2 separate regions of the Homo sapiens genome follow, and region 2 is linked to region 1. Evidence: chromatin loops called from intact Hi-C (ENCODE). Cell type or tissue: breast epithelium. All regions are shown on one strand.

Region 1 (2,500 bases):
AAGAAGAGGAGGAGGAGGGAAGGCAGAAGAAGAAGCAGGGAAGAGGAGGATGGGGGGTGGGGAGGAAGAGGAGCAGGGGAGATGCAGAATAAAAGATGGCCAAAGGGGATCAGCACAAAATGGAACAACTCCTTTCTTATCCAAATTGCCCCATAACTCAGTCTTTCCCACACTCTAAAAGAGGGATAACTGGTTTCAATAACTATTAATACTTTCTCGAAGTAACTTTTTTGAGTGAATTTTACTCTTGCACCTGACTGGAACCGACCTACCCCTCTCCCCAACCTGAAGAGAGGAATGGGCCATGTACCTTTGGGGAGATAAATAGCTTTATAAGGCATAATAGCCTCCCTGTAGCCAGTCATCACTCCACAGAAAGCCAGGGAGATTCAAGCTGTGAGAACCCAGGTGCTTTGTTGCATAACCAATCTCAGCCTTAATCCAGCCAAGGTCAGCCCACATTAGATTCCCAAGAAATGGGCTTAAGGTTCCTCCTCCTGTCTGGACCATTCACAGGTAAGGAGATCCTCACAGAGAAATACATCTAGTACTTACAACCAAACTCCAAGTGGGAGCAAGTCATCATTGTGATGAGAGTAGAAGACCATGGCAGAGAAGGGAGGAGGTGTAGATATGTGTAAAGAGAGAGAGAGACATGTTTGCTTTTGCCCAACTCTACAGTTCTAGCCTGACTCAGTCCATCCTCACTCAACCACCAGGGTAAAATAGAAATCAGCCTCTGGGTTATCAGAGAGAGAGTAGTGGTTGTGTGTGTATGTGTTGGGGGATGGGGGTTGTTGCTTTCTCCAACCCCAGGCTAGTGTATAGGGAACGATATCACAGATAGGAAAAGATGGAGTAGAGGGAAAGAGAGGCTGGAGGAGAACTACAGCCTACAGTCACTCTGAGGAACTCATCCTCATTAAAGAAATCCTTTCTATGATGCTGCATGTCTTCCTCAGATTTGTGGCAGCCACACTGAAGGAGGAGGCAGCTGCAGGAGCTGCCGCTGCTGCATGCAGGCATCCAACAGTGTGTCCCTAGCAGCCGACTTGGTGTCCCCAGTGTGAAGAGCCCAGGCTTTGCCCATTAGGCTGTGACTGAAAACAATCCCCCTGCTCCAAGCAGCTTCCACAGTGACTACCCCAAATCCCTAAACAGATTCCTGGACTGAGAGAATACAGTTCATAGCATGAATGTCTAAGAGCGGGATTCAGTTAAAACAAAAAAAAAGATAACAGAAAATCCCACCCAATTCTGAAATCACTAATGAAATCATGTGTGGTAGTGGGTATTTGTCCCTGCATGGATTACAGTTTCATACTTTTGTCCCTAGAATGACATTTCAAAAATATTCTCCCCTATGTAGCACCAAAGGCTGTTTTTATGGCCTGCTATTGTGAATCAACCTTCTGTAAACCATATTGTGCATTTTCCCCTGGATTTTAGTGAAAGAAGAATTGTGCCAATGCAACTGCTTTGTCCCAGCGCTGAAACAAAGACTAATACACGGGAAAGAGGCAGCCTCTGCAAAATGTACTCGTCTCTGATTTGGGAGGAAAGCTCCTAGAGTGACCAGCCCATAATTGTGGTTGATATTTAATCCCCCTTGGTACAAAGGCTCATCTTTTCACTAAGCAGAAGCACCATTGAGATACGCCTAACCTTTAGGGTTATATCCCAAATGGGGAGTCCAGGGCCTACGCTTGGATTATCTAGGTCTCTTCTATTTTGTAAAAATATACACAAAAAAGCATTCCTCACAACAAAGCATTCCTAATCACTTCAGCTTCTTGGTGGATTTTTATTCCTGTGTCCACTTGGGGTATTGAAATCGATCGCTGCAATATTTAATATATTACACTCCTAGGGTCATCCCTCTCCTAAGACCGAATTCTCTCCCTCATGCCCTCAACTCAGCCCAGTTTCTATCCTCCCACTACCATCTGTCCAGGTCCTCTGTTTATCTGTCCACATAACGCCTTTAATTCTCAGCCCAGCCAGACAACTTCACGTTTATTCTGTTTTCTTCTGTTATGGAAAATGCTGAAAGCTGTAGGCAACAGTGCACTTAAAAGGGAAAATGAGGAGCTCAGTAGATTGGATAAAATTAACCTGCCACAAACAACCTCATTAAAGAACTGCCTACCAAGAGTTAAGAATTAATAGCAAAATGGATGGGAAAAAACCCTTCAGTGAAGAGACCTTAAACCTCTTTCCCTGAAAGGTGCATAATTTACAAGCCCAACCTAACATTCAGTTTTATTTCCCTTTCCTAGTGACCTGTCCCATAACCTTGTAATCCACTGCGGGGGTGTTTTCTCTTTTGTCCCTTTCTTCTGGTTACACACCCATAAGTTTGCAAGCCCAAATATTTTCTGATATTTTTGGTTCAAAAATGCACTTAAATTATTTGGAGCCTTTTAATTTAGAAAGACACTTTAAGAGACTCCTGGAATACCCTTTGGGAATTGTTAGATGATTTGAAGAGTGCCCTTAA
Region 2 (2,500 bases), 710 kb after region 1:
AGATAATATATAACCTACTTTGAATTATCACCAATAGACTCAAACAGGGCAACAACCTCTTTAAGGAAAACAAGCTACTTGCATCAAAATGAGAATACTTTCTACTCTTCTGGAAAAATATCTAGATGGCAACATTCTATGTACAATAGGTAATTTATTTGTGGTTTTATTTCAAAAACTTAGAATATTTGTTTGAAATATATAATTCTCATCATTGGTAGTTTGGCACATAAAACTCTTCTAAAAATATAGGTTAGACATATACAATGAAGACTGAGGAAGGACAGGATTTTAGTGAAAAGTTGCAATAATTTATAAATTGTGCTAATACAATTAAACGGAGTATAAATCTTCAGAAATTTTAACTTGATTTTCAAAACACTGGAAGTTTAATCAAGAATCACGAGTACTTCTTGCCCTATGTGCACTCCATCTCTGTTTTGCCAAAATCCACATAATCAAAATTTTTTATGATTTTCCTTAAGACTATTTTATCGAGATCAAAAACTAAGTAAGTACACTTGAGCTTCAAGTCTAAAACACAAAACTTGTGCGCTGCATCATTTTACCTTGACTCAGCCAATCAGAATCCAATGTTGCCTGGGAAACCCTCTCACGCTTATTACAATAACAATTCTGTTGCTTGATTTTTAAAGCAATAAATACATACTCAGAAATTATTTATATATATATGTATGTGTATATATATATTTTTTTGTTTTGAGACGGAGTCTCGCTCTGTTGTTCAGGCTGCAGTGCAGTGGTGCAATCTTGACTCACTGCAACCTTCGCCTCCTGGGTTCAAGTGATTCTCCTGCCTCAGCCTCCTGAGTATCTGAGATTATAGGTGCGTGCCACCACGCCCAGCTAATTTTTCTATTTTTAGTAGAGATAGGGTTTCACCAGTGCAAAAACTTATCATCCTGGTTTCTTTTCCCTGATCAGTATGAGAAGGCACAAAGGAATAAAGAGAACTGCTTCACTTTCATACTGTTCTCATATTCATTTCTTATGTGCCAAGAACTTTGGTAATATAAAGAAAGACAAAGAGGAAAAAACATATCCTCTGCTTTTTCTGTATATCCTGCACACCATACATTTCATTACACACCAATGTGTTTGTCAGATTCAACTGCATTGTTATTTTTTATCTTCCTTGGTATACGCAAGAAAAATGGAAACAAAACTTAATGGAAAACAGAAAACTGTAATAAATGACAAAAGCAGATACTACGTTGGCTACATTCTCTGACTACACCATGATATAACCATAAATTCGTAAAATTAACTTTGGAAAAAACAACCACTTGAAAAAGGTTAAATATTAAGTCTCTCCTAAATAACTTCTAAGTCAAAAAGCAAGCAACAAATACAGACTATTTAGAAAATAATGTAAAGAGGAGTAACTAGGTGTATTAGTCCGTTCTCACACTGCTGTAAATATACTACCCGAGACTGAGTAATTTATAAGGAAAGGAGGTTTAATTGACTCACAGTTCTGCATGGCTGGGAAGGCCTCAGGAAACTACAAGCATGGCTGAAGGAGGAGAAGCAAGCACCTTCCTCACAGGGCAGCAGGACCTAGAGAAAGAGCAAGGACGAGGGGAACTGCCAGATGCTTTTAAACCGTCAGATCTCGTGAGAACTCACTCACCATCACGAGAACTGCATGAGGGAAATCCACCCCCATGATCCAATCACCTCCTACCAGTCCCTGCCTCAACAGTTGGGATTACAATTCAAGGTGAGATTTAGGTGGACACAGCCAAACCATGTAACTGCATAGCAAAATCTCTGTCGTTTAAATATAAATCTTAATGACTTTGCTGTTTTTTAAAAAATTAAAGTATACAAAGCAAATGTGTAACAAAAAAGAAAAAAACAACAACAATGACCTAAAAAGACAGGAAGAAATAATACATATAAAAGGAAAAATAATAAGAAAAGAAACCACTCCTAGGAGACTTGTGCCATGGATACTATGGCCCCTCACCCAGTCCCCCTTCAGGTTCAAGGCTGTTGCTGGGAGTAATTATTGGCTGTTGATGGCTCACAGCTGAATCCATTTTCTGGAATTGACCTTGGTTAAAGGAAGTTGCCTCAATACATTTATGTCTCTTCTTCAAGGGTAGCCCACAATCCAATGACTGAATTCAATGCAGCGATTCAAAGACCCAGCCCTGGTGCCTTGGATTGGTACATCTCTGAATGCTCTTTCAGCCTCAATGCTCCCCCTGGAGCCAGCTGAGGCTACTGATGCAGCTGCATTTCAGTTTGGCTTTTTCCTCTGCTCAGTACTATTTTCTCCCTGGCTTCCTCAAAGGAGTTGTTTCTGAGAGCACTCTTCAATAAACTGTACATGCAAATCTCAGAGTCTCCGGGCATCTGACCTGCAGCAGCTAGTGCTGGAAGTGATCCTAGGAAAGTGGCTTTAAAATGAGACCGCAGGCACAGCCAGATCACCCACTGGCAGGCAGGTACTGAAGACCCATCACTGGGG

What was found. Peaks named below come from ENCODE experiments on the same cell type or tissue, not always from the same donor. Only the 100,000 strongest peaks of a DNase experiment are listed, where the experiment ranks them.
Region 2: it touches region 1 in a loop (14-fold over the local background); 15 of 110 quality-filtered maps call a loop at or near these places.

The regions. Positions count from the first base shown.
Region 1 is chr10:21,501,513-21,504,012 of GRCh38, forward strand. No RefSeq gene overlaps it. Among named protein-coding and RNA genes, the nearest start is that of MIR1915HG, 5.5 kb to the left of the region's middle. In breast epithelium, no CTCF peak of the experiment used is centred here; no DNase peak of the experiment used is centred here.
Region 2 is chr10:22,216,422-22,218,921 of GRCh38, forward strand. It overlaps EBLN1 (endogenous Bornavirus like nucleoprotein 1), which reads right to left and starts at 1,594. Exons shown (of 3, transcript NM_001394757.1): 1 at 1,495-1,594. In breast epithelium, no CTCF peak of the experiment used is centred here; no DNase peak of the experiment used is centred here.